2 separate regions of the Homo sapiens genome follow, and region 1 is linked to region 2. The links are chromatin loops, found by intact Hi-C in ENCODE. Cell type or tissue: endothelial cell of umbilical vein. All regions are shown on one strand. Links, peaks and the distances in the headings refer to the core of each region. The heading gives the core; the rest is flanking DNA. Region 1 overlaps CDH13 (cadherin 13). Region 2 overlaps CDH13 (cadherin 13).

Region 1 (16,214 bases), core at 3,236-11,235, 810 kb after region 2:
CTCATAGGTTTGAATGAAAGCATCGCTCACAACCCACACTTCATAGAAGACAGGTAAGAAATGGCTTCTAACCATATTACAACCTTGGCCTCCTGTGACCTCTCCTCCCATCACTTCCCATTTCTTTGACCCACTTTTCACAGACCATGCAGCACCAGTAAATTAAAAGTCATGTGCTTAGGCCAGGCGCGGTGACTCATGTCTGTAATCCTAGCACTTTGGGAGGTCGAGGCGAGCAGATCACTTGAGGTCAGGAGTTTGAAATCAGCCTGGCCAACATGGTCAAACCCCATCTCAATGAAAAATACAAAAAAAAATTAGCTGGGCCTGATGGCAGGCACCTGCAATCCTGGCTACTTGGGAGGCTGAGGCACGAGAATCGCTTGAACTCTGGAGATGGAGGTTGCAGTGAGCCGAGATCACGCCACTGCACTTCAGCCTGGGTGAAAGAGCGAGACTCCGTCTCAAAATACTAACAATAATGTGTTTAAAGCACCAGAAAAATTATTCAAAGCTTGCAAACAAGGCCCAAATGGTTGATGGCACATCCTTTGGTTATCAGTCAGGGACAACCTGAAGTTGTTTAGGAGCATGCTCTTAGTTCATCTCATTGTTTGCTCTTGAAGATCCCAGACTTTGTGAAGTCACCACTTAAGTGGTCAACTTTTGTCCAGTAGAGATGCAAATACTTTTTATCTAATAGAACAGATAACCCCCAAAAGTTTAGGCATGATGAACATTAACCACTTTTTATCTAACTCAGCAATCTCGTCTTCACATTTCTTTGCTAAATTCCTTACGAATACCTTAGCTTCTTAAATGCCCTTTGGAATAACCATGGCATCTTACTGGTTTCTTCATAAATTAATGAGTTGAAGTGCGTATTTACCCAAGAGTCTTGGTTTTACCTTTTGAAAAATTATACATGAATAGCGGCTTGCTGTGAGGTATCTTTTCACAGCCCCAGCTTCAGATTCCAGCCTCCTAGTAATAACAGGATAAGATAAGGATAAAAATCCCTGTGTGTGCTGGGTGAGTATGAAGCTATGCATTTGGATCAGAGTTTTCCACCTCAGCACTACTGTATTTGGGTCAGGATAACCTTTTGTGGTGGGAGCTGTGCTGTTCATTGTAGGATGTTGAACAGCATCCCTGAGCTCTGCCCACTAGATGCCCACTCCCCTCCCCAGGTTGTGAAAAACAAGCATGTCTGTAGATATTGCAAACTGTCCCGAGGGTCACAACCCCCCTCACCCCAACAGTTGAGAGCCAACGGTTTAGACTACACTTCAGAAACAAGCACCACGGATAGACGTCAGAAGGATCAGCAAATATTCACAGTGACACCAGAAGAATTATTCTGGATGGAGTTGAAAACCCAGTGGAATCTGGAAACACAGATTTCTGAGCCTGCCCCCAGAGGCTTTCATTCTCTAGGTCCAGAGGACAGGATTTGCAGTCCTAACAGGCTCCCAGTTGGTCCTGGAGCTGGGTGAAGGGCCCCGTCGAAGCCCGTACTCTGAGATATGGCATCCTAGGAGCTTGTTTTCAGAAGTGTGATCTGTGAGTTAGTGCCCGAGACCCACTGTGTACAAGAGTTTCCTTAACCTCAGGGGTTTGGGAAGAGCCCTCTGAAACTGAAACACACTACAATCTCAGAGACTTTCATTTGTGAAAAAACAAAACCCAATCTGGTCCACTTCTCTAACTCCAGAGTTTTCCAAAATATTAGTTTATACAAGTAATTTTTTGATTCCCCTAATTTTTTTTCCCCAGAACCCATATTAACCTCCCATGGAACCAGTATCTCTTCAGAACACATTTTGCAAAACGCTATGCTGGAAAACTGACCAGGGAGGACTGAATCAGACACTTACGTGGCTTTGCGTGATCTCCTGTTGCTACCTGGAAAGGCTTTAAGAATCAGAGGGAGCCCAGCGGACTCCTGTCACCTGGGAGCTGGCTACCTGGGAGCCTGGGTCCCAGCCAGAGCCAGTTCAAGTCCTGACTTCTGCCCCAGCCCAAAGCGTGGTTGCTTTTACAGACTGGAGACCTATGAAGACACGTACAGCCCCTCAGCTTTGCCTCCATAAAGCCTCCCCTTCCAGCACCCAAACTCGTGCACTGGGCCTGGTCTGGGGACCAGCTCTAGGCTGCTTTCCTTGTTTCACTGTGCATGGCTAATGGCTTTGTCACTCAGCATTTTCAACATGACAAAGGATAGAAATCATCAACCCACGAGTGAGGGCAGACAGGAGTACGTTCCATGGTTAAGGGACCTGAGAATCAAAGGAACTCCGTAGGGGGGTGATGGAGAGCACAGAGGGAGACGCAGAAGGCAGGGGTGGGAGGAGTTCGGGGGGCCTTGATTTGCAGAGTGATGAGCACTGAATGTAAGAAGTGGGAGCTCCTTTCCCAGCCTTAGACCTTAGATTGACTTCTCATTACTAGGCTATTGAATTCTTCAGCCGCACCAGCCAAAGGGTGCCAAACATTCATGTTAATTTGGGTAAATCCTAAATCCTTCAGCAATCTGCTATCAACTTGAGTACAATGACAATTAGCATATCAATTAGATTTCTCTCCTCTTTCTCCCCACCCGACCTCCATACCACCCCCCATCCTAAACCACTTACTACTTTTAAAAGTCAGCCAAGCCTGTAATGCCAGCTACTCCTGGAGGATCACTTGAAGCCAGGAGTTCGAGACCAGCATGGGCAACATAACAAGACCTTGTCTTAAAGTTTTTTTTTTTTTTAATTAACTGGGCCTGGTGGTCCACACCTGTAGTCCCACTTAGCTATTTCCAGAACTGAGGCAAGAGGGTTGCTTGAGCTCAGGTGGTCAAGGCTGCAGTTAGCTATGATTGCACCACTGCAATCCAGCCTGGGCAACAGAGAAAGACCCTGTCTTAAAAAAAGTCAGTAACACTAAACCATCTCCTTTTCTTCAGTCTCTGAGAGCTTTGCAGCCAGAACTCTACACCAGGGTAGGCTACTATGAGAATAATAACCAGTGAGGCAAAAGATGGTTCTTAATTCACTTTACAAATCAGCAAAACAAACGTGAAGAACCCTTGCTTTATTTCCAATAGGCCAAGGTGACCTGCAGTTCCAAATAACACAGGTTGCTTTTAATGAATGAAACACATGTAAGAACCAGTGTAGCCAGAAGGAATTAGACCCAAACAGCCTGGGTCTTAATCCTGAAACTACCACTTGCCAGCCCCAAGTTTCTCAACATCGTTCTGCTTCCGCTTTCTGATCTCAGTAGGGTGGACAATGGGGATCTTTTGAGGAGTCGCAGTGTTAATATAAGTAAAGCAAGTAGAGTATCACCAGCAGGTGGTGAACAACTGTAAGACAGGTGGTGTGTGCTCATGAACAAACAGGAGCCCTGAGGCTGACCTGCCCAAGGTTTGCTTGTTTTCCTATTCAATACCAGTTTTATTTAGACATGTGTAACATACTATAAAGCTTAGCCGGTTAAGATATATGATTCCCAGGTTTGGGGTTTATTTACAGAGAGCTAATGTAATCACCACCACTATCTAGCTCCAGAGCATTTACATCTTCCCCAAAGCAATTCTATACCCATTAGCAGTAACTCCCCATTTCCTCCTGCCCCCAGCCCTAGACATCTTCTAATCTGCTTTCTGTCTCTGGATTTGACTTTTCTGGACAGTTTGTTCCATTTCATAGAATCATACAACATGTGGTCTTGTGTGTCTGGAATTGTCTTGAGTTTGAATCTCAGCCCTAGAGTCCTAAAGCTTTATTAGGTTCTTTTACTAAGTTCTCCTGAAGTTTCCCCACCTATGAAATGGGATTAAAACCATAGAAGATATTTTATAGAGTCACTATGAGGATTACATGTGCTGATTAATGCATCTGAAGCACTCACACCAGGCCTGGTTCAAAATCAGCACCACACTGATATCAGCTACTATTACTGCCACTTCTACTATTATTATTCCTCAATTCCCCCACCCCAAAGCATCTGACTGGTAGTGGGAATCCAAAGATAAACAGAACACAACAGAGAAAACAGGTCTTGCCTTACGTAATGCACAGTCTGGTGGAGATTGTATGATTAGGAATGTGGCTTAAATGAATATAGTCAAGTCTCATCATATGCACATTTAACTAATGGAAAGCCAGCTCTCCCACCAAAGAGAGAGAGAAAAAGAACAATGTAAATACTGCAATTAAATGCTATAAAATTATATCTTGCATATATTCTTTATTATGCCCTGTACATTACTGCGTGCATTATACATTGTTCCCTATTGATTACAATACGGGGATGCATAGACTAAACCACGCCTACTGTACTTTAATGGGCAACTTAAAAGAGTTCAAGGCTAATGACAACTGTGTTTGCCTAAAACCCTGACCTTATAGTCTAACCTCTGAGTTAAATGCAACTCTATTGTGTGTCAACAACAATAGTAATTCAGAAATATTCCAGACAAATTAAATCAGCCAACAAGCAGTCCAATGAGTTAGGTGTTAGGCTGCAGTGGGCCCCGACTAGTGAACACACATTTGCCAAGCACCACTTTTTTTTTTTTTTTTTTTTTGCCCTCCATGAGCTGTTAGTTTCATTTCAAAAATAAACCGCATAGGGGTGTCATAAGGAGTTGGTGAATGGAAGAACTGGGTTTGGGAAGCAGATGAAAATAATCTCTCACCCTACAGCCAACAGCGAAGGCAAGCGCCATGACCTCTGCCTGTCGCTATCTACCCCCTCGCCTGCTTTCTCATTCTTCATGGCACTCATCACCCTCCTGCAGACATCACATACCTACCTGTTCATTTTTTTATTGTCTCTCTCCCAGCCAGTACATAAGCTCACCAGAGCAGGGACTTGGCCTGTCTTACTCATTTCTGTATTCCCAGTGCCTAGAAAAGTGTTGAGCACTCAGTCAGTGCTGAGTAATATTTGTTGATAAATGACTGAATGCGTGAATGAGGGTAACTGTTTAGACAGCCTCCACTTTTCTCCCATCTCCTGTCCCTAAAACATCCATAGTTGATTCCTTTGACCTCAACTGGCTTATTCATTCATTGTTGAAAAGTAATGAGAATATATCACATGTCAAAGACGAGGCCCTAAGGTAGCATTCTAGGGCTTTGGCATACTGGTACCATCTAGTGGGAAAGAGAATATCTGCAGGAGGGTGCTTAACCAAATTCAGAAGGTTTTAAAAATTACCACTACCATAATTCTTTCTGTTACCATTAGCTCTACTGAGGAAGTTTCCAGTAACATGTAATGGTGGCAAGAGAAATCACATATATTCATACCCTACCCAGGGCATATCCTGACAGTCCAACAACTTGCCATACCTTTCCATTTTTTCTGCTATGATGCTTCCAAAGTCATGACTGCTCCCCATGACAGCAAAGGCTCAGCAGGGAAGCACAGAGAAGTTAATGACGGCAGGGGTCACCCCTGACCAGCAGAAGATAAGGGCGAGTGAATACACCCTCAGCCACCTATTCTGTGGAGGGACCATTCGGAAATGAGCTTTACACAGTGCTTTTGTAGAGACCCAGCAGCAAGAAGCCAGTTTCCCATGACTGTGACCACCTCAATGACACATTCACTGTTGGCTTGCTGGCTTTCCTTCTTCTTGGTCTCACTCTCCCCACTCGCTCACTTATGGACCTTGAGATCATTTACCAACTTAACCCCCTGAACCCAATTCTGTGTCTCTATTTATTTAGAGGAATTCAATCCAAGAGCGTGTTTAACCCCAAGATACTTTTGGGTAGCAAAAGTGCCTTAAAAATTGTAGTCCAGATAAATATTACAAAGCTAAATTATTCCTATGTTAGATCTACTCTGAGAATTATGTTCCATAGTTGACTATTAGCATCTTTACCTTGATAAAAGTTAATGCAAATAATCTAGTGATATGTGACCCTAAAGAAGTACCATGATTTTCATGGCAACTGAGGCCAAAGAGAATGCCTGGTTCCCCTCGCTGGCCTCTGCCCTATCCCTGTCTTAAACAAGTTTGACCAACTGGTAAGGCAGCTACTGGTTTAGATTAGTGGTTGGCAAATGGCAGCCTGAAGGACCAATCTAGCTCTGCTTGTGTTTGTAAATAACATTTTATTACCCTGCCCATTCATTTACATATCGGCTGTGGCTGCTTTAATGCTACACGGATAGAATTGAACAGTTTCAAGAGAAACCAGCTATTTACTAGATGGCTCATTACAGAAAAAGGATACCTACCCCTGGTTTAAATCATTAGTTGCCATATTCGTAAATTCCCAACAGTAAAATTTCAACACAAACAAAAAGTAGAGAGTTGACAAAAGTTGACCAACAACACTTTATCAGTGAAGACAAAAATGCCATGTATGTATTACTAACTTCCTTTCACAAACGGTAGCACATTTCATCTCTATGCTATAGAAAGGCCATTCCATCAGAACAAAGAATCCTCTGTCCCAAGAGGGTGTGGTGGACAAGCTCAGAACAACACTGTCTATCACTCTACCCCATTTGAACGTTTTTCTATAGCACTATCACTACGCAAAACTACCATATTTATTTATTTTTCTTGTTTCCTGTCTTTCTCTGCTATCAGAACACAAACTCCACGGGGGCAGGCAATCTTGTCTTTCTTAATCACTGCTGCCTCCCTCAATGCTGAGAATTGTGCTTGAGATATTGTCTTCCCCCAGTAAATATTTGTTAAGTGAATGAGTTAACCAAATAGGGAATGCACAGATAGGCACGGCCACCAGGTGGCGGGACGGTGCACACAGTGGTGAGGACCCTGTCAAGGGAGAGAGTGTCTGTCCACCAGAACAGGATTGGAGGGCAAAGGCCATGCTCTCGCTGCTCTGTGGCTAGTACGGAAAATGGAGCTGGGTACATAATAAGCACTCAACACATGTTTGCTCAATCAATGGCAACCCTCACTAAAGCACTTAAATTAACAGGAAAAAACACTAGTCTGGTAAGACAAAAATAAACTTCAAGTTACATTCAATCCAATTGCCACACAATATAGATCCAGGTGTCTCTATATAGCTACAGACTGTATATTTCTTGTTTTCTTTTTGTTTGGGGAAAGAATTACAAAGAGTAGCTTGCAGGAAGCACTGACTTAGGCAACAGGGTTTCTTAGCATCCCTAGGGAAGAATTCCATCCAGCCACACGACACAGCAGCAGGCAAATTTACCTGCATGGTTGAAGCTGCAGGTGGGTCACGCCCAGGCATCTGTGGGCCATTCTCACTGGGATGTTCTTGCTGGGGGAACCATGCAGTGCAGGTGGGTTGTTTGGCCCTGGTCAAAAGCAAGGACATGGAGACAAAGAACACAAATGACCCCGGGCTGACCCTGTTCTGAAGGTTGCAATCAGTAGCCCAGACAGGAAGTCCAGGGCCCAGACCCACTTTGAGAGACTAGGAACTCAAAAAAGTAGTCATCCCAGGCAGCTATCTTGACTTTAAGGGAGGTAGAGAACAAAATAGACAAAGGAAAGAATTTTTATATAATGAGGGGAGTGGGAAAGGCAACTTTTATATACTAGTGCAACATAGAGGAAAATAAATATGCACAGGAATAAAGACGCATGGGTCCAAACCCTGGTCCCAGTTCTCAGTGACTGTGTGGCCTTGAGCAAATGACTCCACCACTCAAAACTTCTTCTCATCGTATATAAAATTGGGAATAAGAGTCGCCTCTAAGGGTTGCAGGAAGGATTCCAGATAACATGGGTAACTAGTGCATAGCAACTACAGTGAATTGTGGTTACATGGAGGTACTTTAAACAAGTACTCATGGCACTGGTGCGTGCATGCACACAAACGCACACACGCACACACTGCCCTAATAAAGCCTCCCAGGAACAGATGATGGGCAGACACATTAAGAAGATGAGATCCCACCAGATCAAATGATTTTATGAGGCATGAATCCCGAGGGGAACAATCTTGGGGGACCTACTAATATGGGAATTGGCAAATCCTCCCTGGGGAGCAAACTTTATTTTTTTTAATGTCCACGCATTATGACATGCACAGTCATTTCCCCCCTTAAGTGAGTCACATCCTGAAAGCCAAGACCCCATGACACCTTCAGACCATAAAATTCCTTGGAGCATAGGGTGAAAAGTAATACAACCAACATTTCTTAAGCATAGGATGACATCATTAACATACACTTATTTAATTCTCACAAAAATCCTGCAGGGCAAGCATAGATATTCCTTTTCAGTTGTTTTAATACAGGGGAAAACAGAAAAGGAGGGAAATGAAGTCAATTATCTGAGGCAACACAGTGTGTAAATGGCTGGGCAGGGATTCAAGCTCACTTCTAAAGGGCTAGGAGGTCTGCTCAGCAGTCCCTAAGCAGTCCAAGGCACCAGCAGCTCTGGGTCCAGGCCAGCCCCAGGCTCTAATTCTGCTCCAGCACATTTCCTAGTGAAGGCCTGGACTGTCGTGTTCACCTCTGGGTTCCCAGGTTTGCAGCGTTCTTCATAGTTGGTAGGTAACATTTAAGGGAAGAAAGAAAGAAAGACAGCAGAAAGAGGGAGGCAAGGCAGATGAAAGGAAGCAAAGGAGCAAAGGAAGGCACAGCAGCCTCTTCTCCCTTCAATGGATTTCAGCCTCTACTGCTTCCTATTGTAACAATTACCACATTTGTAATTATTTCAAGTACTTACTTGTTTTTATCTGCTGTTCCCACAAAACTGTAAGCTCCATGAGACAGGGATTCAGTTCATCTCGTTTACCTCTGAATTCCCTAAATGCTCAATAAATACTCGCTGAGTGAAGACACGGGCCCCAGGTGGACTCGCCCACGCACAGACCCAGGTGCAAATCCCAGCTCACCACTTATTATTCTGTGATCTTGGGTCAGTTCCTTAAACTCACCAGTTTCTTCATCTGTTGAAAGGGCACGATAGGCCGGGCGCTGTGGCTCACGCCTATAATCCCAGCACTTTGGGAGGCTGAGGCTGGCGGATCACGAGGTCAGGAGATCGAGACCATCCTGGCTAACACGGTGAAAACCCGTCTCTACTAAAAATACAAAAAAAAAAAAATTAGCCGGGCGCTGTGGCGGGCGCCTGTAGCCCCAGCTACTCAGGAGGCTGAGGCAGGAGAACGGCGTGAACCCGGGAGGCGGAGCTTGCAGTGAGCCGAGATCGCGCCACTGCCCTCCAGCCTGGGTGACAGAGCCAGACTCCGTCTCAAAAAAAAAAAAAAAAAAAAGGCACAGTAACTGTACAGACCTCAGCTTCTGAGGATAAAGTACCTAGGTGAGTGCCTGGCATACAGCACTCACTAAATATCTTTGTTGAGAAAAGGAAGAAAAGAAGGGAAAGCAGAAAAACAAGATAGACACGTTCGGAATCAATACTGCCACAGAACGCAATAATCTTTCTTACTGCAAAAACATGCAGAACTGCAGGAAGCAGAGGTACACCCTCTGTTTCTCACACATCAAACTTCATTCAGTGGCTGAATCAAAGTATTTTTACAGGGCCCAATTAGACAGCTGTAGGATCCTGGCCAAAGGTCCTGTTTCCTTGTAAGTGATAATGATTTAGATAATCTGCATGCATCTTTGCAGCAAATTGGACTTCCCTGCATTCTAACATCTTTTTACTCACTTGAACCTCCAAGTAACCTGGTCCATTTTACAGATGAAAACATTCAAGCTGCTTGCTGAAGGTCATACCACGAGTGAGGGGGTGAGCTAGAAACAGGATCCAGGTCCATGGTGTGCTGGAGCCAGTTAGTATCAGGTAGCAAGAGCCCCTTGTTAAGTTTTTAGGAAACTCTCAGGTTGGCAGATTCAAATTGCCCATGACGGGAGTATTTACATCACAGAAATTGGCAAGAGCTACAAATTACTTGGTTGTGTCTTGGTTTGGGTTTTGCTTTCTGGTTTGGGTGTTTCTTTAGAGTGGCCCAGTTGTTAAACATTTACCAATATACCACTGCCTGGCACCCAGTTGAATATTCTCCTACTACACCACAAACAGAAGTCACCAAGGCTACACCCAACATGCTGAAGCAGAGGCTTGTTAGCATTGGCAAAGCGATTGCTGAGGGTAGAAGATCATTATTTGCTTCATGTAAGACATATTTCCAGTGCTGCTGATTGAATGTTCAAGAAACGATTAAAGGGCTTGGCAATGTTTCTCTCAAATATCTTGTGCATGAAAAGTCTCAGAGATTGGTTAATTGTACAGGCTGCACGTCGGTCACTTTATTCAAGGGCATTTCCAGGCCCCCACGGTGCCCATCCTAGATGCAGGCATGGACTGGATCTGCTGGCAATACTGTAATGCAGGCCTTAGGTGCCTCTCCCAGGAACGTTCTGCAGCCTGAATTACACTCCCACATAGAGAAGCCCTCAGACCGACCCTGTTTACAATGTCAAACACCTGGTCTCCTTGTTTGACTCTTCCTGCCAATTGGAAGAGTCAGAACTCAAGCAGGCCTCCTTCACCTCTCTCTGGCCCTGCCATCTCCATACCCAGCCACCATCAAAGCCTGTCAAGTTATCCACCTAAATGTCTCTTGGATTATCTGAATAGGATTTAGTCCATTCTTGCATTGCTATAAAGAACTGCCTGGGACTGGGTAATTTATAAAGACAGGAGGTCTAATTGGCTTGCTTCTGCATGCTGTAGAGGAAGTATGGCTGCAAAGGCCTCAGGAAACTTACAATCGTGGCAGAAGGGGAAGGCGAAGGAGGCACGTCTTCACACAGCAAGCAGGAGAGAGAGGGGGCGCAAAGGGGGAAGTGCTATACACTTTCACATAACCATGTCTTGTGAGAACTCACTATCACGATTAAAGCAAGGAGAAATCCGCCCTCTGATCTAATCACCTCCCACTGGGCTTCACCTCCAACATTAGGGATTACAATATGACATGAGATTTGGGTGGGGACAGAGACCCAAACCATATCAGTCTACTTCAATCACCTGCCCCATCTCTGCACCGTCGTTCCTGAATCCAGCTTCCCATGATCTCAGCCCTAGACTGGCCTTTCCTTTCCATTCTTACCCAGCTCCAACCCATTTGCTACTTGTAGCCAGAATGCAAATCTGATCACATCACTCTGTACCTTTCCCTCAGTACCCTCAATGGCTGCCACTTGCTCTGAGAAAAACACCAATATTCTTGCAGTGGCTGACATGGCCCCATTGGCTCTGGCACCTCCCAGCCACACTTCACATCACTGCCTTGGCTGTGTGGTGTTTCCCCTGAATAGAGGCTTCACCCAGACTGTGCCTTCTTCCTGGAATGCCTTTCCCCACCCACACCCTCTACTGTGTCTTTGTCTGTAAGCCCTACTGCTCCTCCAGATTTGGGCTGAAGCATCAGGTTGTCAGGGAAGCCGCCCAGATCCTTCATCTGCCTCTGATGTCTTTCTTATATTCATTCATTCATTTGTTCATTCATGTTTGCTGAGTACTATGTGCCAGGCACTGTTCTAAGCCCTGGGAGTATAGAAATGAACAAATCAAGCCACAATGTGGACCACAACAGAGCTTATAGTCTAGTGGAGGAGAAAGACAAAGAACACCTAGGCAAAATATTTAGAACGGCATGACCTCACACAGCTGGGCTTTCTTCCCTCATCACAGTTGTCTCCATCTTAAATTATTCATTAATTGCTATTGATCCTTCCTGCCAAGCTGTGAGCCCCAGGAGAGCAGAGACTCAGTCTGCCTTATGAGCAACTGTATCCTGCACACACAAGTGGTGCTTGGAACATAGTAGATCCTCCATAGAGATCATAGATATTTATTGGAACCATTTGGTCTCAGGTGAATCTCCCTGAAGTCAAGTTGCTCAAGTGCTTGGGGCCTAGGAGGAAAAGTCCCCAACGGCTGAACTTCTCAGGCCCCTCTTATTTGAGAAGACGCCCAGAAGCCTCTTTGGCTGTAACTTTAAGTTAGATAAAGAGTCAGGAAACTTTTTCTTTTAGGGACTAAATAGTAAATACTTTCAGCTTCAGGGGCCAGACAGTCTCAACTCTGTTGTTATAGCACAAAAGCAGCCATAAACAATTACATAAATGAATAGGTGTGGCTATAATCCAATAAAACTATTTATAAAACCAGACTGCAGGGAGAAATTGGCTCACGGGCCATAATTTGCAACCCCTGAGTGAGATGATCCCAGATGCCCGACGGCTGATGGCAGTTGAGGAGGGATACTCCGGGCAGTCTGAGTCAGCCTCGGTTCCGCTGGCAGTGTCCAGCAACTTTCCGCAGGCCCTACAGCAATCAGTCCACAGGGAGACAATCACAGAAGCTCAAGCTTCAGGTGTCTGCAGCCACCACCTTCTTCCTGCAGCACACAACACAAGAAAGCGGTTCCCTGACACCTTGAGGGAAAGAGACATTGGCCTGAAGGCCCCGTAAGGCAAGGATGGAAGCTGCCACATTCCTTCCTTCCATTCCCCAGGCTCCTCCAGAGGCTGAGCTCATTTCCGGGCCCTGCCCAGGCATGTGGCAGGGCTGTTGATGGCTGAGCAGCTGCTGCCCTCCGCCCCAGCCCGGGCTGCGTTCAGCTAGGAGACACAGGGTCTTTGTGCCTCTGCAGCAGATCGGGTGATGCTCATTGGTGTCTTTGAAATGAGACATGACAAGTCAAAACGTGCCTGTTGTTAATGTTAGTTTTCTAGAATTTGACTTCTGTTGGCAACTGGCAGAGGAAAAACAATCACTTTTTTTCATATGTGTATATGGAGTTATATTTACTCTGATCTTTGGGGTCTGTAGCTATGGAAAACAAGAATCATCTGAGGCTCACCTGCTGGTATGGGATGAGGCAGACAGATTAGTCTAGTATTTACAGAGCCAGAGAGCATTAATTGTAGCATTAACACTGTATGTAGAACGGCCGTGGGTGTTAACTGTTAAAACAGATATAAAAACATCACACAAGCTCCAGGACGGTGCTAGGATGTGACAGTGTCCTATGGATAAGGGTACTTGGCCAGGCGCAGTGGCTCACGTCTGTTTATCCCAGCACTTGGGGAGGCCGAGGCAGGTGGATCACGAGGTCAGGAGTTCAAGACCAGCCTGGCCAAGACAGTGAAACCCCGTCTCTACTAAAAATAAAAAAGTTAGCCAGGCCTGGTGGCGGGCACCTGTAATCCCAGCTACTTGGGAGGCTGAGGCACAGAATTGCTTAAACCCTGGAGGTGGAGGTTGCAGTGAGCCGACATCGCGCCACCGCACTCCGGCTTGGGTGACAAAGCAAGACTCCGTCTCAAAGAAAAAAAGTAGGTGACAGAGCTGCAGATTCAGCTTTATCCTGAAGTTACAAAGGTGCTGAATATTAGAGCAGTGTTCCCGGAGGCCTTGGCAAGTCTAAGTAGAGTAAGTTATTGTGACGTTCTGGTTATGTCTATACCGTGAGGGAGCAACACTCATGGAATGATGATGCTCAGCTGTCACTGTTCTCCAAGGACAGCCATGCTCTTGGTAGAACACTACGTAGAGCAGGGGTTCCCAACCTCCAGGCCACAGGCCAGTACCAGTCCATGGCCTGTTAGAAATCAGGCCACACAGCAGGAGGTGAGTGGCCCGTGAGCAAGCAAAAGCTTCATCTGTATTTATAATGGCCCCCCAGCACTCGCATTACCGCCTGGGCTCTGCCTCCTGTCAGATCAGCCGTGGCACTGGATTTTCATAGGAGTTGGAATCCTGTGTGAACTGTGTGCGTGCATGGGATCTAGGTCGCCTTCTCCTTATGAGAGTCTAATGCCTGATGATCTGTCAGTGTCTCCCATCACCCCCAGATGGGACCATCTAGTGGCAGAAAAACAAGCTCAGGGCTCCCAGTAATTCTAAATTATAGTGAGTTGTAGAATTATTTCATTATATATTACAATGTAACAATACAGAAATTAAATGCATAATAAATGTAATGTGCTTGAATCATCCCAAAACCATCCCCCCAATTCTAGTCCGTGGAAAAATTGTCTTCCACGAAACCGGTCCCTGGTACCAAAATGGTTGAGGACTGCTGACAGAGAGGGTATGCAGGCCTCTATATGATCCCAGGGTTTCAGAGTCCCTTGGCTGCTGGTGCGTGATGACATTTTGTACCAACACACTGGTGTGCCAGGGCTCGTACTGACTCAGAGCTGCAGCGTGTCACTTCTCTGCATGACTCTTACACCTGAAGCAATGATCTGGGTGCTATGTCTCTCTGGGTGCCTGTCCAAAAGTACTGCCAGTAATGTGCTCAGGGAGGGGCTGCAGTCCCCTTGGTCATGCTGTTCCAAAGCACACATCAATGGAATTCAATCACAGGGAAGGAGAAAAGGCCAGTCCCTCCCTTTCCAAATAGTCCATCACTGAGAAATAAACTGCATCAATTTGATCAAACCTCAACATTTGTGAAAGCAGAGGTCCCAAACTCAAAAAGCCCTAGGGGCAAGCAGGCAAAATTAGTGAGCACAGAAGGCTGGGTAGTAGAGAGTGGTGACGATTATGGCAAGCTACGGAGGCACGTCCTGCCTAAAGAGGGCAGTAGTGACTCAGCCCTGTCAAGTACGGCCATGTTGAAGTGTGGATCTAGGGTTGCCTGACCTGACTTTTTCAGAAATGCTAGAAACCTGGATTTCTTTTTTATTAATGTACAATTTGCAAAACATTTGAGCCAAACAAACTGCATCCATGGCTAAATTTAGCCTGTGGCTGCTACTTGGCAACCTCTGCCCAGAAGCCAGAGTTGCAGGTTTGGGATAGATGAGTTCCATTACCACCAAGCAGATGTCTCGAGGTTCAACTTGCTAAGCCAGAGGGTGACACATTCACCTCCACAGACCCTGGCTCAGTCAGCACTTCAAGTTAGAAATGTCCTTTCTTCTCCTCTCCTGCCTTCCCCCAAGCTGCCTCTCTCAGCAGAGAAAGATGACTTTCCACCCTAACTCTAGAATAAGGCCACTGCTGAGTGCCTACTGCAGGAGCAAGAGATCCTACAGCCCAGCCATTCATTGTCTGTGCAGCCTGTTCATACCTGAGGAGCCAGGCCTGGGATCCCAGGTGGCTGCAGAAGAAGCGGGCTGTGGGGAATTATATTGGCAGCATCCTTCAGGAGGGTCAGATTCTCACAGGTGCATGGGTACCTGGCTGACAGCTAAATAGAAACAATGCCAAAACCACTGGTCACTTGGTTTGATTCTGTCCAGCTGATTATTGTAATTGGATGACAGGGGGATATTTCCTTCTCCTTTTCAATGAGTGATGGAAAGTGAGTGGACCTAGCTCAGGAGTCACCCTTCTGGGTGGTTATGTAAGGGGGAAGGTTATCTCCTTCCACAGGCAGAACTGTTCCTGCCTTTTGGCTACCTAAAGAATGAAATCAAGTCCAACCAAAGTCAAATGCCAGGAAATTTCAGAACTTCCTCACATTGCGTATTGCACCGTCTACAAACATCTTTGAAATTTTCCCTGCTCCAATACTCAGAGGGGATACAGAGTCAAAGAATGAATTAGAACAGAACCAACTACAATAGGGGAAAAGAAAGAAAGCAAGAAGAAAGCTAGCGAGAAAGCAAGAGAGCAAAAGAAGGAAAGCAAGAAAGAGAGAGACACAGAAATAAATACAGTGAAAAATGGCAGGATTTCTCATTTGGGGGTGATTGTGGCAATTAATGTGGAATAAGGAGAATAGTTTTGTTTTGATGGAGTTGCTGCATTGAAGTTCTTTAAAATGAGCTGTAGATTCAGAATTTTGTAATGCTGTGGATGGAGCCCTCTTCTGGAGAAATTTTTCAACAGGTATTACAAGATCAAAATGCAGAGATGTACACACTCACTCAGACGCGCACACAGAAACACTGTTGGCTACGTAGATGATATGACTGTCATTCAGGTGTAAATTAAATCCATAGTTTGTCCTTTTCCTACATTCCACTAAATATAAATTAACTAGACTCCCCAAGCAATTGTATTTTTGGAAGGAAATAAGGATGTTTTCAAGAACCTAGCTACACTTTAACCTAAACATTGAACTTCAGATTGAGGCTCAGTTTACACATCCAAGTGCTGATGCTTTTAGATAATGCAGTTATTGAGTATGTTGGTTTGTTGGGCAATTTCACTATAACACATAGAGGATACTTCTGGAAGTAAACAGATTTTACTTAACGGAAAACCCAAGGGCTAAAGATAGAAAAGGGGAGAAGGGAGGGAGGCA
Region 2 (16,214 bases), core at 4,122-12,121:
AGAGAGCTGGGCATGGTGACTCATGCCTGTAATCTCAGCACTTTGGGAGGCTGAGGCGGGTGGATCACTTGAGGTCAGGAGTTCGAGACCAGCCTGGTCAACATGGTGAAACCCCATTCTCTACTAAAAAAATACAAAACTTAGCCAGGTGTGGTGGCAGGGGCCTGTAATCCCAGCTACTCAGGAGGCTGAGGCAAGAGAATTGCTGGAACCCGGGAGGTGGAGGTTGCAGTGAGCTGAGATCATGCCACTGCAATCCTGCCTGTGTAATAGCAAGACTCTATATCAAAAAAAAAAAATCAATAGAACATATTTAGGTTCTACATATGGTTTCTTAAAACACAGTTTCTACAGCTAAAAATGGCAGAAAATCGATGGCCTAGATGTTTAACCATAGGAAAATGGCCAAATAAATTAGACTCAGCTACTTGATGGACCATTACACAGTCATTAAAAATTATAATGATAAGGACCATACAGCAATCTGGGATGTGCTTATGATACATTAAATGCAAAGTAAAATATATAATGCAATAGGAAGCAAGTGGACACAGATGAGAAGGAAAGACAAAGTAGCAAAGTCAGAGGGGAATAATTAGGGCTGATTTCTAGTGTCAATATTGAAAAGGTATTTTCTGAATTAAAAAAGGTAAATCAAACTGTCACTTTGATTTCTTTTGGGCTTATTTGGGAATGTGTATCATGCACACAAAACAGATTTTACTTCTCAATCATTTTCTCAGACACCCACAAGCTATGCCCAGAGATGGATGTAATTTAAAGACGTCTTCTGGTTAATCTTTTCTATAAACAGAGGTTCCTTTTCTGAGGTGAGTCATCACCCCTTAATATACCTGTTTTGCATACTTGCAGTTGCTAACTGAGGCTTCTTTTGGAGAATCTCCTAGTGTTTCACGGAACATGCAGACTGAATCAATTTTTCCACAGATAGTGACAGTGAAACACCCATGCCCCTTAGAAGCCAGGATAAAGTTGCAAAGATAAAGATGAGAGGATATCTAGAACCTAGCCTTCAGAGGGTGCCTGCGTGCACACCCTGCTTGGGAAGGCAGGAGCACAGCATGATGCCATTTGAGCTGGCACTACAGACTCATGGCAAGCTTTTGACCATGGACTACAAAGGCAGGGTCATTATCAGGCACATATGGTCCCCTGAACAGAGCAGGCTGATTTGGGGAGGCTGTGAACCAATAAGTGATCTGCAGAGTCCCAGCTCTCACAGATACATGGTGGAGATACATGGTGGATAAAGAGTTTCCTTTTTAAACAAGTTCGGGAGTACGGCAGAGAACATTGCCCACATACAGCCAATTCACAATGCCCTTGTACATGCAAGGATCTGAGAACCCCACCATTAAACAGACGCACACCCCACAGATAGACTCAATTCCCCAGCCCTGACTCCGTCCACTTCGTATTGTAGGACACCCATCAACATTGTGATAATTATAATAACTAAGGCAACTATGATTTTATTAAGTGCTTATAACATGTCAGACACGATGCTAAGTGCTTTTTAAATAATATTTTCTTTTGTTTCTTTCAACAATCCTGTGTGGGGTGTAATGTTATTCATGTTTTTTTCATGATCAATGTTGTTTTTCATTTTATTTTTAATTTTTTTGTTTCCATAGGTTTTTGGGGAACAGGTGGTATTTGGTTACCTGAGCAAGTTCTTTAGTGGTAATTTGTGAGATTTTGGTGCATCCATCACCTGAGCAGTGTACACTGAACTCAATTTGTAGTCTTTTATCCCTCATACACTACCCACCCTTTCCCCCGAATCCCCAAAATCCATTGTACAATCCTTATGTCTTTGCATCTTCATTGCTTAGTTCCCACAGATGAGAACACACAATGTTTGGTTTTCCATTCCCCAGTTACTTCACTTGGAATAATAGTCTCCAATCCCATCCAGGTGGCTGTGAATGCCATCAATTCATTCCTTTTTAGGGCTGAGTAGTATTCCATCATATAGGCTCAAAAATTAAGTGATTTCCAAAGGCACACAGCTAGAAGATGGCAGAGTTGAGTTTCTCCCCCAGGGACTTGTGCTTAAGCCCTTTGCTTACAGTGGGTCTAAGTCTAATGAAATGCTGGTGTTCCTGGAACAAAAGGAGGGGAAACTGACTGAGACTAATAATATGAGAAAGAGATTTCTCCTTCCAAAACCCACCTCCAGTATCACTTCATCCACGAATACTTCTCTAGACATCACAAACACATACATTATTTCTTTCACCGAGGTACTTCTCTTGTTCCTCATCACACTGCATTGTACATCTATTTTTAGATGTTTATTTTCTCTATTTAATTGCAAGCTTCTTTAAATATCATGTTTGTCTTTGCAGGAACCCAACAAATCTGGTTATTCTATATTATTACTTACTTACAAGAATTGCTGGGCAGGAAACAAGTACCATCCCCAAGCAAAACAACAACGAAAACATCAACCAAACACAAAACGAACCGAGAAAGTGAGGAGCCACGTGATGCTAAAATCATAAAAGCCTTTGTCCTTAAAAAACAAGAAACTTATTACAAAGCTCTCATTGCCTGAACAGAGGATGTCTATATTTGTCTCTGTTTTCACAGCCTAGTATAGAACTTGGCACCAAGTAATCAATATAAACACTTGCTGAACAAATGAGTGAATAAATGAAAAAAATGAGTCATGTAAGAGCAAGGTTTCATGAAACTGATTATAGGCAGCTAAATCCTCTGCACAAGAAAACACAAACACAACCTTACCTGAATTGCTGACATACTACCGACTGTCACAAGGTTGACTATAAACATTAATTTTTATGAAAATATTTCCAATAACTTTTCTCTCTCCAGTCTTGAGATTAATCATATTTTCAGAACTTTGAATCGAAATGTATCTCCTGTCCTGTAATCTCAGGCGGTGGGGAGTGCGTGTGACATTAGGGCTGACCGGGCAGATGAGGCTCAATTTGGCACAAAGGAAAAATCAGAAATATCAGTCCTGACACTCATGGGTCCACAGGAAAAGCAAAGATTAAACAGAAGAGCAAAATCCCTGAGCTGGGTCCAATTCACACACATACCAGATGCACTGAAGGCTCCATTTTAAATTAACCTCGAATATAAAGATGTTCAGTTTGAAAAGAAAAAATAGGAGGAAGAATATTTCAGTACGAAATAAAATGGACTGGGCATCGTGTGGCACATGCCTGTAATGCCAGCACTTTGCGAGGCCAAGATAGGAGGATCACTTGAGTCCAGGAGTTCAAGACCAGCCTGGGTAATATAGTGGGACCTCGTCTCTACAAAAAAGTAAAAAATTAGCTGCACATGGTGGTGCATACCAGTGGTCCCAGCTATTTAGGAGGCTGAGGTGGGAGAATCTCTTGAGCCCAGGAAGTTGAGGCTGCAGTGAGTTGTGATAGTGCCTGTACTCCAGCCTGGATGACAGCGGAAGAGCCTGTCTCAAAAAAGCAAAAACAAAAACAAAAGAAAAAAAGAGTGGTATGGTTTGGCTGTGTCCCCACCCAAATCTTGAATTGTAGCTCCCACAATTGCCACAGGTTGTGGATGGGACCTGGTGGGAGGTAACTAAATCATGGGGGCAGGTATTTTCCATGCTGTTCTCATGATAGGGAATAAGTCTCATGAGATCTGATGGTTTTATAAAGGGGAGTTTCCCTGTACATGCTTTCTCTTGCCTGCTGCCATGTAAGATGTAACTTTGCTCCTCCTTCGCCTTCTGCCATGATTGTGAGGCCTCCCCAGCCATGTGGAACTGTGAGTCATTAAACTTCTTTCCTTTATAAATTGCCCAGTCTCAGGTATGTCTTTATTAGCAGCGTGAGAACAGAGTAATACAAAGACAAATGATTCTCCTTTGCTTCAGAAACATGTGACTCCTTGAAGAAGGTGTTTCTCCAAGTGTGGTCCCCAGACCAGCAGCATCACTGGGGGCGCTTATTAAAAATCCAGATTCTCAGACTCTACCCAGACCTATGGAATTGGTAACTCTGGGGGTGCGGCTCAGCCATATGGATTTTCACAAGCCCTCCAGGGGATGCCGACGCACACACAAGGCTGAGAACTACTGTTTTACATCATGAACTCTCTTTATCAATTTTTTTTTCTCTGTGAGACAGAGTCTTGCTCTGTCTCCCAGGCTGGAGTGCAGTGGCACCATCTCGGCTCACGGCAAGCTCCGCCTCCCGGGTTCACGCCATTCTCCTGCCTCAGCTTCCCAAGGAGCTGGGACTACAGGCGCCCTCCACCATGCCTGGCTAATTTTTTATATTTTTAGTAGAGACAGGGTTTCACTATGTTAGCCAGGATGGCCTCGATCTCCTGACCTCGTGATCTGCCTGCCTTGGCCTCCCAAACTGCTGGGATTACAGGCATAAGCCACCGCCCCTGGCCCTCTTTATCAAATTTAACACACAACTTGATTTTCACATTTTTTTCCGTTCGATTTAATAAAGTAAGATACAGCTGTATTTGGCATGCCTATAAAGCATACAAAATCCTGGTAATGAATCAGATACTACCCTTTACATAGATCCTCATGAGGAGCTCATCAGGTAGAAAATTGTCCCCCACAACACCACCCATTTTTCAGAGGAGCAAACAGAGTCTCAGAGGGACTGAGTCACTTGTTGCTGGTCCAACCCCAGGGACCACGTACTTCAAATTCATAGAACAAGCTGCACTCCACACTCAACATTTCCGCTTTTGAGGGGCAGAGCCTAAGCAGCTAAGAGAGAACATCCAGGCTTATGGGCCTCACAGGTGGGTTTGTGGGCATCATGCAACCTCCCTGCAGGAGCTATCTGGGAATGTGCACTTTCTCCACCGTCTGGCAAAGAATCAATCACAGGGCGCTGCTGTGGTTTATCCATATCTGCCTTCCCCAGTAGGCACCGTGCTGGGTCAGAGTTGGGATGTCGGCATTGAACTCTGCAACCCCAGTGATGAGCAGCTGGGCCCGGGGTCGGGGCGGGGGAACTATCTGCCTCTGCCCTGCTAGCGAAGACCGGTGATTCAGTCATCAAATGCTCTTTTTCTTCTATTAGAGTTCCTCGCAGAATAAAAACAGAAACAGCAGCCGTCACTTATTCGGCACTTTCTCTGCACAAATCTGTGGTCTGAGCTCCCTCTCCCTTGCATTAGCTCATTTTCTCTTCAAAACAAACCAGCAGAGTACGTCCCAGCGTTAACGTCCCTATTTACAAAACGAAGGTGCAGTGAGGATAAAGGATTTGTCCAAGATGACACATTAGGCAAGTTGCAGAACAGGGACTTGAAACCATCATTTGGCCACAGATCCTTGTCTTCACCATGATTATTCATCCCATGGTGTTATGAGGGGAGGTGATGTGGGAACTGCATCCTGTGTATTTAGAACCATAAATGACTCTGAAAGAACTGTTGGTAGAAGCGAAATTCCAAGGACTGGAAATCCAGGCTCAGAGTGACTAAAAGAGAGAATTAATTTGCTTTGATTCACCGAGTGATATTTCCAGAAATTTCAAAAAGTCACCATCTTCCTGCTCTGCATTAGAACAGGATCTGGGGCCCTGAAGGACATGACGAAGATGTGTGATCAGGTAAGGGAGCCGTTTCTCCTTTGCCCAGCGGACAGGGACTTCCATGAGCCCTGTTTATCAGTTGTTTTCCTCTTGGTACCATGAGATCTTTACCATGATCCTCTTCGTTTACTTTCATTGATCATCCTCTCATCTCAGGTCTCAAAGAAACATTGAGGGCCTCCTATCTCCAAGGGCTTGACATTATAAATGAGAAGACATATCATAGATCATTATAGATCATTGTGGCAACGAATTCCATCCGGGCTGATTTATTTTGTCCAGAGGAATGTAAGACATTTAAAACGTAGGTTAATATGGAAGCTGCAGCCTGCTGATCATACACACATTGCCCTTGATCTATTCTCGAGTCTAAAACTAGCCCAGGTCTCCCTTTTGTTGAGGATTGCCAGGCTGTGGAAATTCGGTATCTAGGAGCATATTGTTGCTTCACTTGACTTCTTTCTGTAATCTGTCTCCATACGAAGAATCCTGTATTCCTCACTGGCTGCTCTTTCGAAAGTCATCAGTAACCTCCAAATCATCAAGTCCTGTGACCTTTGCTCAGAAACTTCTTGGAGTCTTTGCTGTCTCAGAGGTGTGGAACCAGTCCACCCTATCCTCCCCAAATCTCTATTTTCTATTCCTTTCACTCCTCCCCACCACTGAAGTTCACCTTCCCCAGCTGGGCTGTCTTGCAGGCATGGAATGAATGCATCCTCTTACTCTCATCTCTACTGCTTTTCCCTGGAAAAATTGACCAATTCTATAAATCATCATGAAGAGGAGGAGGAGCTATAATGATACTAGTTAGTATCTGCTGAAGCTTACAGGGCCAGTCACTCTTCTCATGTTAAACCAAAGATACTCAATGCTGCTCTATGAAGAGGCCCCTATCATAGTGCTGCTTTTACACAACAGTGACATGAAGCTCAGAGACACTGAGCACCTTGTTCTGGGGCACACAGCCATTGAGCATCTTGTTCTAGGGAAGAGATCTGACCCAGTGTCATGCACAGAACTGCTGAACCCTCTTCCTTTGATCTTGTTTCTCCCTCCAAGCTGAAGTTGGTATCTTGGATCTCTGCATTTATATGTCTAGCTACCATGATGGTGTCTGCATGCCTGCCCTGGTTTTATTCCCTTTTATCTGCAAATGAGCCCCTCCTTACTGATTTCTTTACATATCAGTGATACCACATTTCCTGCTCCACTCCAGATAGCTAGACTCAGATCATGAGATTAAAAAAAAAATCTTTAGCTCACTCAGCTCCACTATCACCTACACAAAGCTATCATTTAAAAGTTATATCTCTATAATAAAATAAAAGATGGGGACCATATTTACCCCTATCTCAGCTAAACACTGTGCTTTTCCTCTCATTCCCTTGGAAGTACCTGCTCCAGGCAAGTTCCTATTGGGAGTCAAAGGGGCTTCTGAAAACTCCCAGAGCAATCTTTTTCCCTGTAACAGAGGAGACTGGGGACCAGAGAGGTGGGGCAACTTCTGCAGACCACAGAGTGAATCACATCAAGGGCTACTTGATGTGGGAGCTTCTTGAGAGAGAGAACTGGTCTATCTCATTTTAACTATGGTGCCTGGCAAACAGTCGATATTTAATATAAATCATTATAAATTATAAAAAATAAATCAATATTTAATATATATAATATAAAATATAATTTAATATAATTTAAAAAAATGATTATCTCTAACTTCACATTCCAGCCTCCATTACCCTTTTGTCACCTTGATACTCTCACACTTGGTTTATTTCAGGATCCTCTTGACCTGTTTTCACACGCTTCTTCCTGTACACAGGTGTGAAACTCATCTTGCTAAAGATCTGGTATCATCTGCCCCGCCCAGCTCAAACAGCACCAATGGTGTTTATCTGCTCTTTGGGTGAGGGCAACATCCCTTGTCTAACTGGCGGGCTTTCCACAGTCCTGATCCACAGTAACTCATCTGCTTCATCCATCAAACTTTTTTTTCTTTGTTTTTTTGGGATGGAGTCTAGCTCTTGTAGCCCAGGCTGGAGTGCAGTGGCGTGATCTCAGCTCGCTGCAACATCTGCCTCCCAGGTTCAAGCAAATCTCCTGCCTTGGCCTCCTGAGTAGCTGGGATTAGAAGCACCCACCACCACGCCCGGCTAATTTTTGTATTTTTAGTAGAGATGGGGTTTCACCATGTTGACTAGGCTGGTCTCGAACTCCTGACCTCAGGTGATCCATCTGCCTCGCCCTCCCAAAGAGCTGGGATTACAGGCGTGAGCCACCGCATCCAGCACAAACCAAAAAAAAAAAAAAAAAAAAAAAAAAAAAAGGTTACTATAAGGTGTTTTTTGTTTTTTTTTTTTTTTTTTTTTAAGACGGGTGACCAGTGGTGGTGGTAAGTCTATTTAAATCATTTCCTTACTTCTTAACCCCTTCAATGCAGGTACATGACCATTAGGTGGCAGTAATGCATCACTCTAAGGAAATAAATCAATGGTTCAGCTTAACACTTGAGATAGAGGTAAACATGGTCCCCAGCTTTTATTTTATTATAAAGACATAACTTTTAAAAGCCCCCCAAAAGGATAAGCTTAAAGACTTTGGATTTGTTACATGTACTCCTTAATAAAGCCATCATGGAATTCATTCCAGTTGCCCAGGAGTTCCTTTCCCAGTCATTTCTCCATGTTGTAGCAGACTAGATAATTGGAGTCTACTGAACTTGTTTAAATTAATTACAGGGAAGACTTTCCTATCTGGAGCTCGTTCCTTTGATTACCACCAGAAAGAGAGGAGATGGAGAAATGAGCAGAAAATTGCCCCAGAGTTTAATGGTACCAAATCCCTGTGTGGTTTTTCTTCCATTGTTCAGCAGAATGGACTTCTGTACCCTGCTAATTTTCATTTTCTGTCCTTTCTTCTCTGCGGCTGGGAATAATTTACATTATTTTATAAAACTGGAGGCACAAAACTCTAACACTGAGTGGTGGAAACCGATCTCATTAAGCAACTTCCTTTTTTAAAAAGGCTCAGCTGACCATCTATGCCTAAGGGCTTACTTCTAAATCTAGTGAAGGTACTTTCTAATTTTTTCTTTTTTCTTTCTTTCTTTTTTTTTTTTTTTTGAGACAGTCTCACTCTGTCGCCCAGGCTGGAGTGCAGTGGCATGATCTCGGCTCACCGCAACCTCTGCCTGCTGGGTTCAAGCGATTCTCTTGCCTCAGCCTCCTAAATAGCTGGGATTACAGGCACATGCCACCATGCCTAGAAAATTTCTGTATTTTTTGTAGAGATGGGGTTTCACCACGTTGGCCATGCTGGTCTTGAACTCCTGACCTCCTGTAATCTGCCCCCCCACCTCAGCCTCCCAAAGTGCTGGGATTACAGACCTGAGCCACAGCACCTGACCTTCCTCATGTTTTTCTATACCCAATAAAAAAGTTTGATGGGGGAGGGATGGGGATAATGCTTTAGAAATCTTTTAGTTGCCTTTTTGAGTCAAGAGGCACAAAGATCTCTGAACTGTCTGTTGTTCGGCGTGGTTTGTAGGAATCATCTTCCTCCTACTTCAGTATCTCCCCAAGTACCTACTTGAGGAAGACTGGGAACTCCGAGTTATATTTCCAAGCTAAACACTTCTCCCCCTACCTTAGGACAAGTTTTAGATGCTTATCAGATCTTCTAACTGAATTCTGGAAATCTCAGCTATTCCAGTTTTACTTAGCCACGTGATGAAAACATCTATTCAGAATTCTAAAAGCAAAAAAGGTGGAGAAAGAAAAAACATGATGGTCTTTATCGCTAACAAAATGTGCAGAGAGAAATTAAAGCCAAGTGTGAAAGTTCCTTGCTATCTTCTGGTTGCGCCTTTGTGGAATACTAACGCAGCTGTGGGAGGCTATCGGTCCAGAATCTTGGCTTCCTCCACCCTGCAGCCAGGTGATAAAGCTCCTCCTTAATGACCCAGAAGCCTGAGGAAATTGAGGCCAAGTGTGAACACAGCAGGATCTGATTTTCTAGGCCAGAAATTCATTTTAGGGAAAACTTAGGAAGCTTTTCTGAAATAACTTTTCTTCTTTTGTAGAAGAATGATTCGGGTAGGTGAAAATGATGCAAACCTTTTATAATTTATAAAACCTTTTATAAATTATAAAAGCTTTTATAAATTATAAAAGCTTTTATAAATTATAAACTCTCGCAGCCTCAGTTTCCTCAGCTGCAAAATGGGAAAACTATTACTCAAATGTCAGTGTTGTATGAGGATTAAATGAGAGAGTAGTAGCTGGCATGGAAGGAGGTCACACCTGTGAGTTTATTCAGACTCCACTGCCATGAAAAATATCAAAAATTAAGAATATAAATAATCCCTGAAAGGCAAAGTCTTAATTAACTAGCATGGCCTCATTTGAAAAAAATCCCAGCCCTGTGGTTTCTGAATATGGATAAACAATGCCATCCTTTCTTAAGAGCTTTAATTTCCTACCTGCAACGTGGGAACAGAGGCATTTTGGTCCATTTTTGGAGTCTTCCGTGAACTCCCCCTTCATCAGAGGAAAGCGCTGATTTGCTGATTTGCTGATTTGGGGAATTTTATACCTTCAGGCAAAACCAACCATGAGAATATTTTCATTTCGAACAGAATATTATGAATGAAATAAATTAACTCGGCAGTCAGAGATTTAAGCTGGTTTCAGCACACTGCCCCACAAAGATCTGCCATGCTACCCAAAACATTATACTCCAGCTCGCCAGTTACTATTATTAAAAACAGCATCACCGGAGGGACATGAGCAATGATGGCCCTGAAAATTCCTTGGGCACTATGACTGGCTCTTCACAAGAGAGGACATGGTTCTGGTGCTCAGTGACTGGGTTGTAAAGCCTGGTTCTGCCACTCATCAGGTGGGTGCCCTTGAGCACATTACTCAACCTCTGGGTCAAGATTTTAAAAAATCTTTCCAGGTGATTCTAATGTATAGCAAAATTTAAGAAGTATTGTCCTTGAGCAAGTTCCTTACCGAGTTTAAACTTCAGTTTCAATATCTTTAAAATGGGAAAATCACAGCATGTACTTCATGTGATGGTGCTGAAGATTAAATAAGATAATGAACACTCAGGGCTTAAGTGCTTAACATATCTGTTACCTAGCAAGGGTTCAATCAATGTAAGCCTCTACCATCATCGTCATCATCATCATCATTACTATGGTCATCATTATCATCATCATCATTGTCATCACTGTTGCCATCATCACCATCACCATCATCATCTTTGTCACATCAGCAGCCACATCTTCATTGTTGCTATTGGTATCTTCACCATCATCAACCTCACTATTGTCATCTTTGCCATGATGATCATCACAGTCATCATCAGCCCATCATCATCACCATGATCATCGCCATCACCTTCACCACCGTCTTTGCCATCATCATCATAATCAACACCATCACCTGACTCTATAGGAGGTACCATTGATTTTTTTTTTTTTTTAGAAACGGTTTCCTCTGTTGCCCAGGCTGGAGTGCAGTGGTGCAGTCTTGGCTCACTGCAGTCTCAACCTCCTGGGCTCAAATGATCCTCCCACCTCAGCCTCCTGAGTAGCTGGGACTACAGGCACATGCCACCAAGCCTGGCTTGCTCTCGCTCTCTCTTTCTCTCCATATATATATATATATATATATATATATTTTTTTTTTTTTTTTTTTTTTTTTTTTTTTCGTAGGGACTTCGCACTCTGTTGCCCAGGCTGGCCTCAAATTCCCAGGCTCAAGTGGTCCTCCTGCCTCAGCCTGCCTAAGTGCTGGGATTACAGGTGTGAACCACCAGCCCAGTCTGACACTGATTCCTTTAGGAAGACTAGAGTGCTTTATACTCAACATGATAATCTTGAATTCCTGATTCTGCTTTTAGTACTTCAGAAAAAGTGAGGGGCTAGTAACCCGTAAAAATTCTCTAGACATTTTGATTAAATTCTATTTAGGTCAAAAATGTATAAATCAAACCTTTTCGTAACATTCAACACGCACTGAGAATGTGCTCCTAATGATGGTCCTGTCTGTGGGTGCAGTGCTCCAAGCTCACTCCTTAGATTCTTTCACTCATACCTGAACACCTGTTGCGGAAGGGCCTCCCAGCCTCTTTCTCAGAGGCGTGGCCTCCCCAGGGGTGAAGCAGCAAAAACGCAGCTAGAACTCCATCCACCATTCTAAGCATCACTGTGGGAGTAAGTCACCCACCCTATCACATTCTCAGCTTCAAATAAATTCCTTTCTGCGTTTGGCATGGAAGGTGATAAGTATTTTCTGAGCGATTTTTCAGTTGCAAACTTCAGTCTGCTGAGATGAAATATGCAGATTGAGGTCTGAACAGCTGTAGCACTGCAGAGTGGCTGGTATTTTGGTGGGCTTTATTTTAAAGTCTTTGAGAGTTCAATCTCACTAAATAATTCAGCTGTTTAGGAAAAGCCATATGATCTTAAAATAAGTCCCTGAAGGTCAAGCATATAGGGTGAAATTTTATTTTTCAGTAAATAATAGCATTTGACAAAATAACAGAAATGTCCCTTATAGTATCTCTTCCTTTACATCTTTGAATGAAATTACCAAGTGCACATCACTGGATGTTCATTTATAAACATTTTACATCTTCTCCATGCCTTTCTGGCAGAGTATTAAGGTAACATTCTGATATCACTGTTCCCAATGAAGTTAGAGATTCTAAAGAACAATTTCAAAATGCAGCCCTAACTTGGGATGTCACTGATCACTTGGAAAGTCGTTTGTTACATCTAGTCCAGAAAAATATAAGCTTCTTGTCATAGAAAGGCTGAAGTATTGACTATAAATCTATAAAGAAAAAGAAAAAAAAAACTTGCAATGTGAAAGTTTTCCAGGTCAAAGCTGGATCTCTCTCATCCATCACTGAGTTCTCCAAGGTGACATGCAATTCAGGAGAAAAGCATCAGCATCCAGAAAGATACTGGCCAAGGATGTCTTTGTGCTCTTTAATGATGGGTCTTTGGCTGAATCACCAGACTGGTAGCTTTGGAATAGCTGCTCATGGAGGTGGGAGGCAGGATGTGGAGGTCCTTGGATAAATCTCATCTAGATTCACATAGAATCCTGCACTCGTCAAGGCTGATGGGATCCTGAAGTTCATCTACCTCAAATACCTTCTTGTCTCATTTTACGGATGAGGTAACTGAGGCCCAGGGAAAATAAACGATAGGTGCCCATTAAGGCACTCAGTGAATAATAAACCCAGAGCTAAGACGCAGGTGGCATTGGAGGAGCATGGTGATAACCATGCTTTGCGTCAGAGTTGGCCTGTGTGTTCCTCCGGTCCGACTGCAAGTACAGGCATGGCTATTTTGCTTGTGGACAAAAAAGACTCTGTCATCTCGCTCCCAGCTCTTATGGTGTGACCTGGGCCAAATCATTCAAACCCTCTCAATCCCAGCCTCCTTATAGATAAAGCCCTCTTAATAATCCCTACCTCATAGGGATGTTGTATCAATGAACTTCTATATTTAAAAATATCCTGAACAAAGCCTCGTATACACATTCATGAATTCATGCCCTCTGATGCCCTGAAACATTTCCTTTTGGAGTAGAGTATAGGGTCCAGAGCTGAATCATCATCACATTTACTCATAGGGCTCCACCAGGTACTCTCTCTCTTCCCAGACACCGTTTCTATCCGGGTTCAGGGAAATGAAGTCATTTCACTGTCACAGAGCTAACTGACATCTTGGTGGCAGCTGTGAGTCATAAACCGTATCAGGAAAAGCAGGAGCTGGGCTTCTCACAGCTTGCAAAAGCTGCCCAACTCTAAGGAATGGCATGCAAAAAAATGTTGTAAAGAAACTTTCCTCATTTATCATAAAAACTGTTAATGTTCCTTTTTAAACATTAAGAAAATATCACTGACCAAAAATTGGGAAAATTAAAACCATCCCTAATTCTACCAATCGGGGAAAGTCACTGTTAATATTTGGTAGGAACATAAGTTTTACATACATTTAACATAGATATAGATTAAGCTGATGTTCTAGAGCTTGTATTTTGCCAATTGTAAATGTATTGTGTTTTTCCCAAGTAATTGAATTGTCATCTTTCAAATGGATATACAGTATTCCATCACTCTTATTATTTCATTACCAGAGTGGTACTCAAAGTATTGAACAACAGGTAGAGATTGAGTGCCAACAAATGACAGGCGAGAGGAGTCTCTGGAAGATCCATCCACAGTCGACCAGATGACTACTGACCCTGGCTGTGCCATAATTTAATTATTTTCTTATTCAAAACATTTCATTTTTATTTTTAAATTTTTCTGCTGTTGTAAACATCTCTCTGATGAAAGAACAGATAATAAAATCTTGACAAGCATCCTTAAATATATTAGAAAGTTGGTTTCCTAGAACTGCAGTGGTTGTGTTCAGGGATGAACACAGATTTGGGACATTGTTGGAGGGGAAGCTCTCCAGAATGTCTACCCTCCAGGTAGGTCACAGTCATGGGTTCATCTTTTCTTCGCTTGGCAAACACTCCAAGTGGACAATTAAGAAAGGCCAGGTGGTAGTTCTAGAAGGGCACCAGGATTAATCTCCCTCCCCCGCTTTTTTTTTTTTTTTTTTGAGATGAAGTCTCAATCTGCTGCCCAGGCTGGAGTGCGGTGGCTCAGTCTCAACTCACTGTAGCCTCCACCTCCCAGGTTCAAGCAATTCTCCTGCCGCAGCCTCCTGAGTAGCTGGGACGACGGGTGTGCGCCACTATGCTCAGTTAATTTTTGTATTTTTAGTAGAGATACGGTTTCACCATGTTGGCCAGGCTGGTCTCGAACTCCTGACCTCAACTCAAGAGATCTGCCTGCCTTGGCCTCCTGAAGCTCTGGGACTACAGGCATAAGCCACCGTGCCTGGCCCTTGCTGTCCATCTTCTGTGACCTGCCACGTTTGCAGAGACCCCTCCTCCCCACGACTGATTCAGTTCCCATTCCACAGTGTTGGGGGCACAAGGCTGAAGGAGTCTTCTGGGCTCTGGCCCCCACTTGGAGCTCTCCACTCTGCACTAACTAAATATTTGGGTGTGGACAAGCCACTTCATCTGTCCTGGTCAGTGCTGATTTTCCTACATGTAAAGGAGGCAACTGGGCCAGATGAATAACCAAACTCCTTTCCGTGTCCTAAGCCTGTCTACAACTCTGTGACCCACATCTAATGCTGCCACATTTAAATGATAAAAGCTTTACTTCACTTTTTGAACCTCCTTTCCCTTTTTCTCCATCCCCAACAAGCCATTCTCCATCCTTACTGGGACCAAGCAAACTTTTTAAAATGACAAACTTTTCAGATGTCATTTAAAATGAAAGCCAGCCTCCCTACCCTGGCCTGCACAGACACCGTGGGTCCACCCTCTACCACATCAGCCCTACTCTCTCCTTTGAGCCTATCTTTTCTTCTTTACATTTGACACCCAAGTTACTAAGTTTTGTTGACCTACATAGAATTTTTTACATAGAATTTGGACTTTGTTAGAGAAAGGACACCAAGGATTGACAGTACTCTACTCACTAAATATATGAATAAATATGATGGGGAAAAGAAAAGTAGCCACTGACCTCCAGGAGCTGGCCTGGGACATTAATTAGATGTTGGTGTTCTCCTGTCAAACATGATTTCAGAGAATACCAACATCAGATAAGGCCACTCTATGACCACAGTCAATCAGACCATAAAGAAGGCCATTCCGTAATTATGCATGAACACAGACAGACCTGAACATTGCCGAAGCCATCGCCTTTCCTGGCTAAAACAATAGCTGCTTCTTTGCCAATTACGGCTGTAGCCTCACCCTAGGCTGTCCTACCTAAAGATGAGATTTAGCACTGGTCATAGAACTACCCATGCTTCCGAATAGCAACCAATTCAGAGAAATGGTTCAGTTTTGTGACCCTTCCGCCAAAGCAGCTAATAATGCAAGCCCAAATTATATGTCTTTTCTAACACACTTTTACTAAGACATCCCATAGTTCCCTATAGTATATTCTCTCCCATTGCAATGAGCAATCAACCCAACTTCTTAATTACGGATGTGTTCCTGGTGCTCTTTGGCTGAAGGGCAACAGCAGTGGGAAAATAACAATAAATAGTATTAATAGCTTCTTTTTCACGAGTAATTGCTATGTAAATTGCTTGGGTTAATTGCTATGTGCCAGACACCGTTCTTTCCAATAAAACATTAGAATATAGGTATTACTATTATTACTCTGATTTTAAAGTTGAAGAAATGGAGGTTCAGACTGGAGAAGTAACTTTCCAAGATCACATAGCTATTGGAAGAAGCTGCAGTTTAAACCCACATTTTCCTGACTTCAAATCTTGCATATTTTCTCATTATTATAGTGTTTCTTTTTTTTCTCCCTTTCCTTTAAAAACTATGCCAGGTGCTCTAAGCTAGTGATGAGGATATGCATGATAAATGTGCTGCCTCTAATAATTCCTCCATTTGAAATGATTAACATTCCCAATAGTTATTGTAGGTTTTCAGCCCTCTGTGAATATCTGCAGTTTAGATTGTTCTGTTCTTTCAATGTCACTGCTGCATAGACTTTCTGGCACAG

What was found. Peaks named below come from ENCODE experiments on the same cell type or tissue, not always from the same donor. Only the 100,000 strongest peaks of a DNase experiment are listed, where the experiment ranks them.
Region 1: a loop joins it to region 2, with 7 times the contacts of the local background. A loop is called at or near these places in 7 of 110 quality-filtered maps.

What each region holds. Positions count from the first base shown.
Region 1 is chr16:82,630,460-82,646,673 of GRCh38, reverse strand. All of the region lies in intron 1 of CDH13 (cadherin 13), which reads right to left. Among named protein-coding and RNA genes, the nearest start is that of CDH13, 12 kb to the right of the region's middle. RefSeq lists enhancers at 1,527-2,134, 2,135-2,743. In endothelial cell of umbilical vein, for the core only: CTCF peaks have their summits at 5,184 (motif pointing left) and 6,765 (motif pointing right); DNase peaks (open chromatin) are centred at 5,123, 6,763 and 8,123; H3K27ac peaks cover 3,705 bases.
Region 2 is chr16:83,438,800-83,455,013 of GRCh38, reverse strand. The region is part of intron 6 of CDH13 (cadherin 13); the gene reads right to left. Among named protein-coding and RNA genes, the nearest start is that of CDH13-AS1, 47 kb to the right of the region's middle. In endothelial cell of umbilical vein, for the core only: a CTCF peak has its summit at 8,035 (motif pointing right); a DNase peak (open chromatin) is centred at 8,063.